2 separate regions of the Mus musculus genome follow, and region 2 is linked to region 1. A link is a loop called in an ENCODE intact Hi-C map of the cell type or tissue named here. Cell type or tissue: gastrocnemius. All regions are shown on one strand. Links, peaks and the distances in the headings refer to the core of each region. The heading gives the core; the rest is flanking DNA.

Region 1 (5,393 bases), core at 216-5,215:
TTAATAGGCTGTTCTAGTATACTTTACACCAAGTAGCTAAACTTCTCAGCTGTCCAATTCTGAATAAAGGGTAGAAATAATTTCCTTTATACATGATTAAAGAAACACAATTAAGAGTTTAATGTAAGATGAAGTCTAAGAAATTTGTCTGTCCCATTTCCGTGTTGAGCAAATGTACTATAGTTAACATTTTCTCCTGTGTGACTTTGCCCAGCCAGTGTTCCTACAAATGAAGAAACAGATACACTGACATACTTTATATACTGCTAAAACACAACCAAGTGCCAGCCATACACTGTCCCAAAGACCCTCCAAGTGAATTCTAAATCTACATAAAGCCATCAAACACCTATGGCTGTTTCCTACTGGTTGGCTAAAATGAGGGAAACATTTGCAGTTTTCAGGTGTCACACATCTAGAAGATCACATGCGTGATTGACAGCTCCGGAGAAAAAAACCACAAAGCATCTAGTGTTTGAATCAGGCAGTTTCAGTCCCCCAGCTCTCAATGGCAAAGCACTTACCACAGTGTTGGATGTGAAGGAGGCATGCAGTGGGTGTCTATTAAAGAAATCAATGTTCATATCACAAAAAGTTACAGAAGTAGTCAAGTTGGTAATAATGTTGAAAGTATAAATGGTGTCCTATGCATATAGAGTTTATTTTCCTGAGGGAGGCAACTCACCAAACTCTTGTTGAAGTTATATGGAAATAAATATTGACCTTTCCTATTTTCTGATGTATCTGGATTTTGAAAGCATCCAAAAGCTCTGTTTCATTCCACACAGCCTGGGGACAGGTAAGTTTTTTTTTTTTTATGCCAATTACTGACATATTCTTGTTTTACACCTCTATGACTGAAAACCATATTTTTACATTAAGTTTTTCCCCATGAAACTATTCTTCCTCTAGAAGAAGCCCCTTAGGGAATGGGGTGGAAGACCAAATCTCAGCGATATTTTTCTCTCCTGGTTTTAAATACCATGGAAAATTAAGCAATCTTGCTTTGTCATTAAGAATATATTATAACTCGAGAGAAAAAAATAGATATCTGGGTGCCTCTTTGTAGCCAAGGAATGTTGGAAGATTTTTCTGGGCATGCATTGTTTCTGTTTAATGGCAAACAAACCACAAAGGTTCCCAATATGTATGTCTAGCTGTGGGCTTACCTGTACAAGCAGAAAACTTACTGGAAGTCTCCCTCATGGAAGTCCCAGACACCTGGACCCATCCTAACCACAGAGGCTTTCTTCCAGCCTCTCTGCGCCTTCTTTAGAAAAAGAAAAGCTTGCATTTTTATCCATGGAAAGAAATCAAAGGAATTTAGCACCTTTGGCTAGTACAGAGTTTGGCATTCACCAAGAAAACAATCTAGAAGCACTCAGCTTAAATTCAATACTTTTACTTTTACTTCAACAGATGTTATTTGCCAGATAACCTCCATGGTCTCTACAAGTCTACTGAATTTTTATGATAAAACAAGTCTAACAGTAGCAATATGGTTGAGCAGAGCTTTCTTCAACAAATATTTAGTTATTCTAAAACATACAAATAAACAACTAAGATGTCATATGCTGCTATGAGGGGGTTTGGCTCAGGAGCACCAGGGGATGGGATTTTTCTCTTCTGGTCACGTGAAACGCATTGGGTGCTTCACCCATTGCAAGCAATCAGCTAAAAGACAAACATATGTAGAACACACAAAAGAAATAAAGTAAAAATCCACATAGAATTATTCTACATGATGTTTCTGCTAAGATGAAAGTATAATTACTAAGGCTAATTAAAACAACTGCAAAAGGAGCCACAAATTACAGTCATTAATAATTGTTCATACAACAGAATTTGAAGCCACTTCTTGTTCGTATGTTATTGAGGGACTCTCCCTCAATTTTCTATAGTAATAATTCTAAATTAATGAAACTTAAATTCCCCTGTGTAATGAAAGTGCTTGTAATATTATTCTTATTTGATATAGGAATAATAAGTATTACAGTCACAATTATTAAGTCCCTTTTCCAAGTTCACTTACTACTGCAGACAGAACAGTGAACAGAGTACATGCAAATATTTCCCATTACAAAACAAAGTCTTCAAAGGGCTTTAGGAAAAGAAATAGCAAGACACACTTTTTAACTTGAGTTTTAAAGTATAACAAAGTCAAAATCAACATTTTTGAGGGTATTCTCGTAAATTCCTGAAGCTTTTTTGAAAAATTAAAAGCAATTAAAAATTAATAGCAAAGCCAGACTTTGAAAAGTTATGCTTTCTTTTATATTGAAGAAGTAGTTTTTCACCCTTATTCCCAATTTCACAAAGGTTGTCTTTCTTTCCCTGCCCCCACACCCAAGGGTGAAAGCCTAGCTTGACAAGACCAACTCCTTTGAACAAAGGGCAGCACTGCCCTCTAGTGGTTATCTAGTATATCAAACCAACTGCTGGTTTAAAAAAAAGTTGGGAAAGGATTTTATAGCAGTTATGAAATATTGGTGCGTGTTTACCTTTTCACATAGAGATGCTTCATAGACTGGATTTTGACAAGTCATAATTTTTAAGCCAAAGAAATTCAAAGTGTTAATCAAATTGTTTCCACGTTCTAGCAGACAGTGGTCATTTTCTGTATCAGCTACATTCCCAAAGTCCATTCTTTTGTGATTATTATCTAAATACAGTATCAGCTACCCAATACCATACCACCCATAGATCACATGCTGTTATTTCCTGATGTTCCTAGAGCACCGCCCCTTTCCATAGCAGCTTTGGGCAGTTTGCAGTTCCATTCTGTGATTATTAATTTAATATCAGTTTCAACTCCTAGAGGTTTAAGGGGGAAATACCATGTATCTCTTACTGGTAGCACCGCTGTTGCCATGACAGGTGCACTGGATATATCTGATGAATTAATAAAGCGCCATAAATAAGTTATTGAGGATATGGAATTGAGATATATTTCAATCGCTTCGAGCTAAGCCCAACATGGTAAGTTACTTCTGAGCCAACACTAAAACTCAGTCTTCTACCCTAGAGAGCTTCACCTCTTACACTCTGCGTTATTCTCCCGGCTTTCTTACCCCCCCCCCCCATCTTCAACACAACACTGTCACCATCTCCTTCCCTTTAGTCCTCTAAGTCTTACTTTTGATGGCATCTCTAGTTATAGGGGCTTGTTTTCATTTTTTATGATATGGGTCCCTAGAGCAGATGTCCACAATTCCTCCCTGTGACTAGGATTTTGTAATGATTTCACAATGTCTCACCATAAATTCATCTTGGATGTAAGGCATTGAAGATGGCAAATTTTCAGAGGCCCTTCACTAAATAAATATGGATATATATTGACTCATTATGGTAAGTCACTGTAACAGAGACTTTGTTTTTGAGAGTTTCATATAGATTCTGTATATTATACACTCCTACTTCTTCCCTCCATACATATCCTCCCCCATACACCTGACAAATCTCCCCAAGTCTCTCTGCTCTCTCTGTCTGTCTGTCTGTCTGTTTGTCTGTGTCTCTCTCTCTTTCCTCTATCTCTCTCATACACACACAACACACACACACACAACACACACACAACACACACACATACACAAAGCTCAATGTGTCCCTATTTGTCCCCCATATGCCTTCTGTCTCTCTTCTTCCTCTCCCTTTCATTAGTAATCTTTTTACTTTAATAACAAATATCCAGTTATTCTCTTATGCCCCCCTCCTCGTTAATTTTAAACCTCTTTTATCCTTCTCATGATTCCTAGTGTACTTTTACACACACACACACGCACGCACGCACGCACGCACGCACGCACGCACGCGCACGCACGTCCACGTGTGATTCTTAAGAGTTATTTTTCTTCTAGCCACTAAATTTGGTAAGTTTTAAGGGTGACTTGCCTTGTTGTTTTTAATGAGTGACTTTGCAGAACACAGTCATTTTCAGCACTGTACTCTTGTATAGTAGACATGCAGAACATAGCTTCTCCAAAGATGCCCCATGCACTAAACCTAGAACATGCAGACCTATTATCTTGTGCGATGAAAGAACCTTGGGTTTGTAGATATTTAGTGCTATGAGTCAACTGATCTTATTGGAGTGAATTCAACAAAATTGCTGGGTACTTGACTGTGGTATGGTAATGTGAATAAAATGGCTCTTCTAGGCTCATAGGGGGTGGCAATATTCGATGGAGCCTTGTTGGATTAGATGTGGCCTTTTTGAATGAAGTGAGGCTTTGTGGGAGAAATTGTGTCACTAAGGGTGAGCTTTGAGCTCAAGCAAGGTCTATGGCTCACAGTCCTTCCTGCTGCCCGTGGATACAGATGTAAAAGTTTCAGCTACCTCTCCAGCAGCATGTCTGCCTGCATGCTGCCATGCTTTCCGCTGTGGACAATAATGAATTAAGCCTCTAAAATTGTAAGCAAGCCCCAATAAGATAGATAGATAGATAGATAGATAGATAGATAGATAGATAGATAGATACATAGATACATAGATAGATACATAGATACATAGATACATAGATACATAGATACATAGATACATAGATACATAGATACATAGATACATAGATACATAGATACATAGATACATAGATATAGATAGATGTAGATTAGATATGTAGAGATAGAGATAGTTGCCCTTGTCATGGTATATTTTCACACACACACACACACACACACACACACACACACACACACACAAGCTTTAAGAAAAACATTGATGGCATAAGGTTACAAGGCAAGATCTTGATCTGCCATTGATGGTTTAAAAGAAGGAAAAAGGGCCTTGCAAGCTAAGAATCATGGAGACTCTACAAGCTAGAGAAGGACTGAAATCCCACATAAGCTGGATCTTAACCTGCAGGAACTGTGCCAGATTCCTGTAGAGATGAAGTCTGCATTGATTAAATCACATTTGTGATAGTTTGTTAAAGCAGCAATAGAATGCTATCACAGAGTCCTCAATTTGTTTCTCTTGTTACTACTCTTGGTAAGATATTGAGTAGTAAACATTCATGGCTGGAAATAATTAAAAGTGGTTTTGCTGTCATGGTAGGGAAAAGACATTTTGAATTGTTTTTATATACTTTTATGGGATAGAGAATTGTCAACAGATAAATTTGGTTACCATTAACTTAATACCTGCTCTTGCTTAGAGTAACCAGATCAACTCAACTGAAATATTCATACACAAAGGCTCATAGGCACATATGCATACACATAGTTTCCTAGGCACATAGACCATAGAAGGTAATGTGCACCAGGCAGAGTTCTAGTAATAGCATCTCTTCCAGTAAGATTCTTCATACCTACACCTATCTCACCAAAAGCCTTCTTCAGACATGAATTCCTGTGTTAAATTCTACCCACATCTTCCTCTGATGCTATGTTCCTCT
Region 2 (5,393 bases), core at 171-5,170, 1.5 Mb before region 1:
AAGACCAAAGGCCAGAGAAAGGGAACAGCTGACAAAGGTTCCCTTGGAAATACACGTTCAGATTACACGAGGTATGTTTTTCTAGAGAACAGTAGCAATTCACAAGGTTCAGGAAGAGAATTCATCAAAGGGATTCACATAGTGGGTTGCCTGATGAATTTGGGAATTTGGAGAGAATATGTCAGGAAGGAAAGGAGAATCAATGATACAAAGCAAATAAAAATAAAAAATCACTTTCTATCTTGAGAAAAAGAGCAGAATTGCTCAGGGGAAGAATGCCATCATGTTGTTAGAGTCTCATTTCCATTGTCAGGACAGAGTACCAGAGACTAAGGTAGTTTACAAAGAAGGAGATTCACCCAGACCACAGTCCTTGAGACTAGGAAATCATACAGCATTACCCTGGCATCTGTTTGGTTTTGTGGTGAATACCCTGTGCTGTTTCATGGCAGACCAGTGGATTCATGGAGAAGAGCTGGATTATAGGGGTGGCCTTGATTATAAGAATGCATATCCCGGGTGCCTCTGCCCACCCTGCAAGAAAAGCATCCAACTTCATGAAGGTGATGTCACAAGACTTAATTACCTCTCAATGGCAGCTCCAGCTCAAAATGCTATTATATTAACAGTCATGTTTCAGTATGAGTTTTGGAAGGGACAAATCATATCTACTCTACAGGATACATATTAGTGCATTGAATATCAGTAGTTAATACGGATGTTGTAAAAGTATAGCCTTGGTTTCTTACCCAAAGATGACACTGAAAGATAGGGTGAAATTGGATAAAGATTTGAGAAGGTTCTTAGGATTAAGATGGGGGGAGAAAATAGAACCGATTCTTAGCTTTGGGGCCCCCACGTTACTTAAACACCTCGATTAAATTGCTAAAAATAACGGTCTATATGAGATCATGAGTGTTTGGAGCTGGACCTGTTACTTTGTTTCTGAGCCCAAACATCTAAAGAGAAACAATTTAGGGACAGGGGATTTTATTGGCTGTATCTTGGGAGGGATATTTGGGAGCAGAACTGGCTTGGTCTGTGGTCCCAACTAAAAAGGGGCGTGGCAATGCTCTTCCAGCCTTTTGATATTTGTTTTTTGTTTAACCATTTGTTTACCCATCTGAGTACCATTCTGCTGGGTGGTGCCCCCCACACTCAAAGCATTTCCTCTTTAGTTAGACATCTCTGGAAAGGCTCCCAAAGACACATCCGGAGGTGTGTCTCCTGGGTGACACCAAGTCGAGTCAAGTTCATGGTGATTATATTAACTACTCTTAGGAGGCCAGTCATGATTTTTTTATATTGAAGGAAGTAGGGGATTTTTTTTTTCCTTCAAAAGTGCTTTTTCGTAAATTATGATCCTCTCCTGCCTGAGTCATGTCTTCGTTTTGCTCAGTTATAGCTTACAATGAGGGAAAGCATCAAAGTGTATGAACTCATACAGTCACATGCATATATGCAGACACACACGCAGACCCACACTCACACACACACATCTACATACATATGCACAGATATATGCATATGCACATGTACACATGTGCACACATATTCACTTTCCAAAGACTATGTGAAAGCCCATGTGAATTAAGGAATTTCATGCGTTCAAAGTTGCTTTTAAATGTCAAAAGTCCTAGTGAGAGTTAGGAATGGCAGAAAGTTGTATTAAAAGGAGGAAGAGAGGGCTGGTGAGATGGCTCAGTGGGTAAGAGCACCCGACTGCTCTTCCAAAGGTCCAGAGTTCAAATCCCAGCAACCACATGGTGGCTCACAACCATCCTTAACGAGATCTGACACCCTCTTCTGGTGTGTCTGAAGACAGCTACAGTGTACTTACATATAATAAATAGATAAATCTTAAAAAAAAAGGAGGAAGAGACACAGAGGAAGGGCCTAAATTTTTGGAAATGCATTAAGTTGCAAGGGGGATGATTTTATCACACATCCTCCTCAGTGTTCACCTGCATGTGCACTGTCAGATCTCTAGAGTCTCAGTACAGGTTATTCGCTTTCCCAGAAATTCCAAACATTTTCTGCATTTATTTTGTGATAAAACAAAACAAAACAAATGTAATCACTGGTTGTGGAATTTTTTGCTTCATGCCTAAGCTAATTTTAAATTCTCAATGTTTTACATTATTTTAGTTACCAACTATCTCTTGGTTGAACTTCCTATCACATTTAATTATTATTTCTGATGACAATTAAAAAAGCAATAGATGGAAAGAAATGGTATAAAATACTAACCTAATGTATCAATTTTGATACTAGCAGTTGCTAGTAACCAGAGTACAGGGATCAGGTAAAGGGTGTGAGTTGGGCTTCTTCCTCTGCTCTCAGAATGGCTAAGACACTAACCTAGAGGATACTTTTCATGTATCGTTTGTGGTAACTGCGCCTCACAAAGCTAGCAGAGTTGTGTGGAAAGAGAGGGGCTGATTCAACAGAAAGAAGTTCATTCCTGTTTAAAATGCCTGTCAGTTACAAGGAGACCATTATCTGAAAAGGCAAAGGCATGAACTCTTAGTGCCTTGGACATATGAAGAATATTAGATTTCAGAAAAAATATCCCGCAGAAATGACCCTGAGAAATTTTGTCTTAACACAAAAGCTGACTAACACAAGCTGGGATTTTAAGTGAATTCAGTTCTGCCCTAAAGAAAAGCCAGAGAAGCAAGAAGGAACACGGAAGGAGAATCCCGGCTAAAGGGGAGCGGGCCGAGATCTGTGTGTCATGATGAAAGCATCACATCTATTTTCTGTAAAAACGCGTTGTTTATAGCAGGAGAGATGCAATGGGATCAAATTTATCCTTTCACTCTGCTTCTGAGAATACTGCCCTTTCTGTCTCCACTGTTGTAATTATTCTCCATGTTAACACCTCAAAATGAGGAAAAAGATCAGTAGTGTCATCATATCTTGCTGCTGACAACAGAAGCCACACAGCCATTAATGACTTTAACATATGTTTGCGTTTTCCTAGCTGGTGGGGGTCTTCATTTATTTATTTCTCCTTGAGGAGGCAAGATCTGTCAAGAAATAATTCCGACGTGTCTTTCTCTGGGAATTTATAGTTAAAAAAAAAATCTAGGTTCGGTGAGACAGTGGGTTGAGACACTTAGGCTATCTCTTACCTTTTCCACAGAGTACAGGATTCTGCATTCGTTACAGATATGTCCACTAGGTGGCGATATAAATATGTAATGGCTTGAAAAGGACACTGTAAATAGAATGCAAAGGTTCATACTTTAAAATAAAGAGCAGACATTACGAAACACACGCAAATATAAATAATGGGGTTGAATATAAAAAGAGAAATAAAGAACGACTGTGATAAGAAAACAGAAGGAGGAGCTATCTGGGAGGAGCAAAAGATCCGCAAGAGCAGGTAAGAGGGAAAGCAGAGGGCAGTTAAGGAGGACAAATAATGAAGTCGATTGATTTACATGTATAAAAGTGTCACAAAAACCCATTACATTGTATATTAAAGTGGGACAAGAATGTTATTTTAAAATCCGCAGGACTGGAGAGATAGGCCAGAATGTGCCCTGCTCTTCTAGAGGAGCACAGTTCAATTCCCAGCTCAGACTGCTCATAGTGGCCTGTCCCTCCAGCTCCAGGGAACAAACAACACTCCCATCAAGTTTCTCCAGCTTGAGCGCTCGCAGTGTTCACACCCATGAGCCTGCCACGAGACAAATGTCATTAAAAACAGCTTTAAAATACACAAAACATCCTGACACTAATTTGAGAGGCCACAGATTTTTACTCTTCCATCTGAAAGCGTGAGTTATTGTCAAGTAGTTAGCAATTTAAACTGCCCCCTCTGCTCTTCCAACGCCCCCCCCCCCCAGCTGTATTTTAATCTTACTTGAACTGTTTAGCTAATTGTTTTAGTTCTCAATTTTTCTTGTCAGTTCAGGTTAGTCTTGGTCAAATTACTTAACCTCTTCATATGTCTTATAGTGATATAATGTGAAGAAGCACTAATAAAAACCATTATAAAACACTTTGCAAATGTTAGTGCCCAAGATAACTACGTTGCTTTGAAGTCACCCAAAGCATGTCAAGGATTCAGACAAGTACATAATTAAACTGTCCAAACTGCATTAGCGATTGATGGCATTTAACCAGGGCTGACTACTCCTATCAAGCTATGAGTTTAAATTATAGTGGCCTTAGGAGTTCTCAGAGATCTTACTGAGTAAGATAAGGAGCAAAGTAGAACTGGACTCGGGTGCTTGAGCTCAAAAGTTTATGCTTATCTTTTGCAACAATAACAAGGACATCATTGGATCAATGCATCTTCAGTTTCTCGTTTTCCATCGACAGAATGGTAATTCAATTAGTTTTTATAGAAAAGCATTGAATGGCATTTAACATAACAAATCAATAGCAATACAGTTCAAAGTGGGATCATTGTTATGACCTAAATGTCCCAGTCCTCAGCATAACTGAAGTCATATTAATAGTTGTGCCTGCATCACTCTGATGCCGCGCCTTCACCTGTTCATATAGAAATCTTATTGCCCACCAGTGTTTCCGAGACCTGACTTCAAAGCATGCCATATTGATGATGACTGGTCATGCTCATGGCTTCTGAGAATTGAAATAGATTTCAAGGGGTAGACGTTTCTTTCGGGGTTTACAACAAGGAGGTGTGTCTGCATGTGTGTGTCTGTGTGTGTGCCTACGTGTGTCTGTGTATGTTTTGTGTGGGTGCATACACGCACGTGAATTTTCTGTATGTGTGGAGATCAGAAGACAATCTGTTTTTCATTCTCAAGAGCTCTCTGCTGTGCTTGCTTCATAAAGTGTCTCTCACTAGCCAAATAGGCAAGTGTGTCTGCCTAGCAAGGTCCATGCCCATCTCTGTCTCCACACTTCTAAGGATATAAACACTCTCTGCTTACCATGCTATTTACATAAATTCTGGTGATCATGCTTCCAAAGAAAACACTATACCTAATGAGCCATCTTCCTAACTACATAACAGGTATTTGAGAGTTGCTTACTGAGATAAGGACTAGGCATTCTAGTGTAGTCCACAGACACCAAGGTAAGCTGCAGCATGAAGCCAATGGTTTGCTCAACCTGCGGGCACTTTGGGGAACTGTCACAGCCAAAAGTTACTAGCGAGGAAGTCAGGGCTAAGGATGGAAGCTGTAGACACAGGAGAATGCGTCAGGAGTTGGATTCATAGACTAGGTCCAAGCACTGCCTAAGAGTCTGCCAGAAGCACAAAAATCACAGGCTCGCTCTGAGTTCTTCCTTCCTCCCCAGCTTCCCTGGATACCTTTCACTGCCCTAATGCAGCTAGAAGCCCGCTGACAAGTAACCGCAAGGAGAGACATGAAAAACCCCTAGACAGAGCAGGACTAGGGTAAAAA

The links. Hi-C counts contacts between places; a loop is a spot of excess contacts. Peaks named below come from ENCODE experiments on the same cell type or tissue, not always from the same donor. Only the 100,000 strongest peaks of a DNase experiment are listed, where the experiment ranks them.
Region 2: it touches region 1 in a loop (6-fold over the local background); 19 of 42 quality-filtered maps call a loop at or near these places.

What each region holds. Positions count from the first base shown.
Region 1 is chr1:69,136,674-69,142,066 of GRCm38, forward strand. No RefSeq gene overlaps it. Among named protein-coding and RNA genes, the nearest start is that of Erbb4, 31 kb to the left of the region's middle. In gastrocnemius, for the core only: a CTCF peak has its summit at 2,418 (motif pointing left); DNase peaks (open chromatin) are centred at 2,375 and 4,867.
Region 2 is chr1:67,637,370-67,642,762 of GRCm38, forward strand. No RefSeq gene overlaps it. Among named protein-coding and RNA genes, the nearest start is that of Gm39658, 270 kb to the left of the region's middle. In gastrocnemius, for the core only: a CTCF peak has its summit at 3,182 (motif pointing right); no DNase peak of the experiment used is centred there.